Linked DNA regions of Homo sapiens: region 1 is linked to region 2. Evidence: chromatin contacts called from ENCODE Hi-C or POLR2A ChIA-PET data. All regions are on one chromosome and are shown on one strand. Each heading gives the region's core, a stretch centred on a gene start or an enhancer-like site at or near the end of the contact. The rest is flanking DNA. Distances are from core to core; before and after follow the strand shown.

What was found. A loop is a pair of places that touch in the nucleus more often than their neighbours do. ChIA-PET counts read pairs that join two places held with the same protein, here RNA polymerase II (POLR2A).
Region 1: a map of PC-9 shows a loop between it and region 2 (2.6-fold over the local background). The contact joins two enhancer-like sites. A Hi-C loop is called at or near these places in 1 of 168 maps with a recorded cell type or tissue (PC-9). POLR2A ChIA-PET finds 5 or more read pairs at or near these places in 2 of 52 experiments (MCF 10A and activated T-cell).

The regions. Positions count from the first base shown.
Region 1 is chr6:11,768,867-11,771,566 of GRCh38, reverse strand. All of the region lies in intron 1 of ADTRP (androgen dependent TFPI regulating protein), which reads left to right. Among named protein-coding and RNA genes, the nearest start is that of ADTRP, 8.6 kb to the left of the region's middle. RefSeq lists enhancers at 34-557, 377-671, 558-1,079, 1,080-1,603. Within about 2 kb of position 1,251, at least 33 of the 41 ENCODE cell types and tissues checked have a DNase peak (open chromatin) inside an H3K27ac peak, as active enhancers do; they include PC-9, where a contact is called at or near this core.
Region 2 is chr6:12,147,217-12,149,916 of GRCh38, reverse strand. The region is part of intron 7 of HIVEP1 (HIVEP zinc finger 1); the gene reads right to left. Among named protein-coding and RNA genes, the nearest start is that of HIVEP1, 140 kb to the right of the region's middle. Within about 2 kb of position 1,287, at least 3 of the 41 ENCODE cell types and tissues checked have a DNase peak (open chromatin) inside an H3K27ac peak, as active enhancers do; they include PC-9, where a contact is called at or near this core.

The DNA of each region.
Region 1 (2,700 bases), core at 2-2,501, 380 kb after region 2:
ATTGCATCGTCTTTGGAGAATAAGCAGACCGTTCGGGTGGGATGGGCTGATCCACACCTGTCCCTGCTGCCCTCCTGGAAGCCTCCCCATGGAGCCTGGGAGAGGCTCTCTCGCTCTCCGTGTGCCCCAGCTGCTCCTGGCAGCCCCTTCACGCCCCAGCTCTTGCAGGTTTCTTTTCCTTGGCGGCTCCCTAGTGCCTCCCTCCTGAGCCCCCACGCGGGGGTTCCACCTGCTTGTGGTGAATTCGGACAAAGACGCCTCAATGTTGAGTAAGCTCGATGGCGACAGGGCTGCCTGGCACACACCGTGGGCACCTAGAGAGGCCCGTGTGCCATAAGCCTGAGAAGTAACCGTGAGCTGGGGTGGAGAGGGAGAGGGGATTGACAAGTTGGAGGTGTAAAGCAAGTTTTTATTGATGGAGAAGGCCCGGAGGATCTGAGTAATGCGTTCTTTCCCCCAATCCGATTTCCACATCCTGTGACTGGGAGAGGCAGGAGAAAGTCAGGAGGAGCTTGACTCACGATGACTCTAGGAAGCTCCAGCCTGAGGAAAGCAGGTCACATGGACTTCACACGCCGGGCGGAGGCGGCCTCTCCCCAGAGAGGGAAGGCCTGGCCCAGGCTCAGGATGGGATTAATTGCCCTGCTGATAGAACAGCGCAGGCCTCTTCCCCTGGGCCCAAGCCTGTGCCTGCTCTTCCTAACTACAGCAGCAGCCTGGCCTGCTGCGGCCTGAGCGGCTGGAAGTGAAACCAGGGTGAGGCGAGGCTACTGGTGGGGGAGGGAGAGAGGAGGGAACTTCTCCCAACTCCCTGTGCAAATGACTACACATCCAAATTCTGCAGCCCTGAGGGTGTGAATGTCAAAATCACCAGCAATAATGAGAAGTATTAGGGTGGCAACCCCTTCCTGCCATTTAAAGCTGTTGCCCCACCCCTCCCTGGGACACCCCTTTCTGGTTCGAAAGCTCCTCCACCCCAGGGCCCATGATTTCCTATCTTCTGGCTCTTCTACCCCCGGCCGTTCTTTAGTACCTTTATGTCCCTTTCCCTTCCTGTCCCTTAGACAAGGACCTTTCCCTGCTGTCTGCTGCCTGCTTTTCTGTTCTCCCCTCTCCTCTCTCCCTTTCCTGCAATCTTGTTCCACAGGAGGGCTCAACAGCCTGCATCTCCCCAGCCCCGCCTCTCTTGAGACTGCAGGGTCTGAATTTCCAAACGGAAGTTCCTCCAGGCAGGTGGTTCTCAGCCTCAGCTGCCCGTGATTAGAATCACCTGGGAGGATTTTAAAAATCCCAACCCCTAGGCCCTAGCCCCAGACTGATTACATTAGAATCTCTGGGGGTGGGAACCAGGCAGCGGTGGTTTGTGAAGTGGTCGTTCATTCTCCCACCTGGAGATAATTGTCTCTCTTCTGACCTCCCACAATGCTTTATCTGAACTACGCTCAGAAACCTGATAATTTTTTTTATTTTTTCGAAGTCTAGCTCAAGAACAGGACTGCTGGGTTTGACATCTACCAGCCAGGAAGCTTTAGGCAGGTTTGTTTCCTCGTTTGTAAAATGGTGGTGGGCGGGGGAGTCTAATGATAGGACTTGGCTCGTAAGGTTGTTATGAGAATGAAACACAGTTCAGTGCCTGGCACATACCAAGTAATGAATAAAAGTCCGCTTTATAGCTTTGAGTAGTAAGATTTTTGAGGGCTAAACTTGGGTCTCATTCAGTGGTTCTAGCTTTAGCCTACATAAAGATTAAATAATCTTTTTCTACATTTAAAATCTATATTTTATATTCTGTAAAGTGTATCTTAATAAGGTTGGCCAAAAATTTCTTTTTTTTTTTTAACTTTTATTTTACATTCAAGGGTACATTTGCAGGTTTGTTATATAAGTATAGATTATTTTGTGACCCGGGTAATCAGCTTAGTACCCAATAGGTAGTTTTTCAATTTCTCCCCTCATCCCACCCAGATAAACAATCTTTAACAAGCTCTGGAGAAGCTTCTTAAAAAACAAACTCTTGGACCCCATTTCCAGAGATTTTGATTCCGTAGTCTGGGATAGGATGGAGGTCCTGCATTTCTAACAAGCTCCTGGGTGATGGGTGTAGCTGGTCTGACCCACCTCTGTATCATTTCCTGCCTACGCCCTCAGCCCAGGAGCAGCATGTGGCTGACTTTGCTAGGTCTTTCCTAGAGTCCAGAGCTCAAAGATTGTTCCCCAACAGCCACCTTGATCAATCCCCAGCCCAGCTCCCCAGGCTCTAGAACCTTCCTGACTTATACCCTAAAAGCAGAGTCCAGACCACCCCTCTTGTACCAGTCCAGGGCTTTCAAGGATTTGGATGGATTCTGTCGCAAGCCTAACTTAACCCCACCCCCCAAACTCCATATCTTCATGACCTACCAGTTCTTAAATGAGAAACCACAGAACTGTACAAAGCAACAAGAATGTACAAAGCTTGCCTTCCATATCGTATTACTTTCTTGAAAAATACCCTCCTTCTCTTTCTCCTGGCTTTGGGGGCCACACAGCACTTAGTAACCCACCAGCGCTCATGGCTTGCTCTATCCCCTTGGATTTAAATTGCTGCCACGGCCAGATTGTCTCGGTGAGGCCTGCAGGTGCCCTATTTAAGGAAGAAAGTGCACCGGCTCTTCTTCGGCTGAGCAAGGCACCCTTTTGTGTGCCTTTCTTGGGAGAGCA
Region 2 (2,700 bases), core at 38-2,537:
GCAGCCTGCTGTTGCTAAGGGTGGTAAAGAATTCAGAAGGGGTCTGTGGCCTTTCATCACATCATTTTCACATCACCCTTTAATGAACACTCTTTATCAACCAGGGACCAGGCACAATATGATGGTGAATGATAACCTGGGTATGGTGTGGTTGGCAGAGTAGAGAACAGGTCTAGGATCCTTAAAAGGAAAAGACTGAAGATAATGCTTGGAAAACACTGACATTAATTAGAAAGAAATATGGAGAAAACCTTTAGTGAAAAACAAAACAATGCACATGTAAGGGAGCAACTCAGCACAAACACAGCATAAGACCTGGGCTTTTTCCAGAACGCTATGAGCTGACGGAGATATTACCAAGTGGTAATGATGTTTAAAAAATAAGTACTATACTGGGGTGCTTTGTAGTAACACTGACTGCCTCTTAAGTGTTTAGTACATTTTGTTTAATGAATGAAAGCTCAGAGACGTTTCCTGGTGATGATTATGTTTATGCTACAGAAAAGATCAGTTAAATGACTAAGCCCCCAAATGTGTCCTATAAACCTAAAAACACAATCCTTAGGTTTCTGGCTACTGTTCTGCAAACTCTGGCAGGGGTTGTGACTTTTTAGATTTACAATCAGGTCTCCCAAATTTTGTCCTTTTTAAAAAAAGGTTTACCCCATTTTCCATGTCAGAGATCATCAAGACTCAAACATATAAGGCATGTTCTTAAATATCCTATTAGTATCAAGTATACATCACTTTCAGAAAAGCATGCTGAGTCTAATATTCCCTCTTCACATGCGGCAGGACCCCACTACTGATGTCACTACCACCCTGTTGTTAGGAAACAGGAAGTGTACCTACCAAAACAGAGAAGACAATTTTCATACTGATCAAGACTTGATGTTTCATAGTACTGGTTCCTGAAAAGACACGTGGCTCCTGATGTGGGACATTTTTCTTTCAGCACTATATTATCTAATAGTCATCTATAATCTGTTAGCATGATGAAACGACATACTTCGACTGTGTTTGGGAGAACCCAGGAAATAAAAGAGTTTCCTGGGTTATTTTGGATTTTCAGTTTTCATATAGCTAGACCAGACATCCTTCGATAACTGCAGGTGTGAAGACATAATGAAAGGTGTCTGAAAAGCCACCAAAATCACTGTTTGGAATAAAAGAGGCTGACTTTGATAACTGTTGTGGAAACTTACTGCTGGCAAAACCAGAGGATTGTCCTGAATTTCTACTGTTGACACACAGCAAATGAAATCCCGGTGTGGTTTCTAGCAGTCTGTTTGTGTAACATGACTAATATTCGAATTATGTTAGATTAAGAAGATGAGAGATGATATCAAGACCCCATGATACCACAAAAGGTTGTTCACCATTAAAAGGAAAAGACAGCAAGTTTGTGTGTTAAAATATCCCACTTTACACGATACAATGTTTTCACTTATCCTCACTGACTGGGCTAAGAAAATGGAGAATACACTGTCAGGCAGGACTCTCAAGAATGGCAGAGGCTTTACATAGTGGCTCACTTCTCAAAAGAGCTGCTGCCAAGAGCCTGCTCCCCAAGAGGGGCAGGTATCCCCTATGATGAGGGAGGTGGAGACGCATCGGGGTGTGAAGAGGATGCAGGGGGGAACCAGGCACATGAGCTCACTCGACAGTGACCAGCCCCCAGGTCTCCCTAGCTTTGTTCTGCTGGGCTGTCCACTTCAAAACTTGAAACTGTAGCACCAGAAACATTTTATTCTCCTTCATCATGTTTTAAGTCAGCCACTTCTTCTACTCCTACTGTATGTCTAATATAGTAATCATTTGCATTTTTCTTTGGAAAATAAAATTGTTAGTAAAATGAAACACTTCATAACACACTGCTCTCTTTATAACATTCTTATAGAGTTGATTGGGGCAAGGTTTTAAAACATATACAGAAGCGTTAAAGTAGGACAAGTACAGGCCTCATCTTTTACCAGAGGCTATTCTGTGGTGAAAGTTCTACACCACAGTGATCCTGGGCCAGAGCAGAAACTAATTCCAGGGGAAATAATGCTTCCTAGTTTAATAAATTGATAGCGCTATTTCCAAATTAGTCATTATACATTTATACATAGACATAAAAAACGGGATATCACAAGGGAAAATCATTTCAGACTTTCCATCCAAACTGTTAAACTCCATCTGGTGGAGAATGAGAGAGGCTGAAGTCCTGAGGTACTTCTTTTATAAAACACTCATCCACCCAGAAAAAAGGCTTTGGCTCTGTGGGAGTATTAGTATTATTGTTGCTGAATGGGATCATCCACTTAATGAAACATGCTTCTTTCTGTCATTACTGTCTAAATTCCCACTACAAAATAAAACAGCAGCAACAGCAAAAAACAAACAAACAAACAACAAACCTCAACAATGAAAATTCAAGGGTCACAGATTAAAAGCCCTATAATCTTTTGTCTCCAGAACATTTGAGAACATAACCCAGGATAAAAGTCAGATATATGTGGTCCTAAAGGGGCAATAGCTTTAAACAACTTCGGTTCAGACTTTTGTAATCAAAGAAACACTGTATGTGTCACTATTTAGAAAAATTAAAATACTCAAGAATCCTATCTAAAAAATAATAGTTTTCAAGTGTCAGAACATGAAGAAATGGGTATAAACTGACATGACAGGGGTGTTCATTGTATCCAAGCCCAGTGA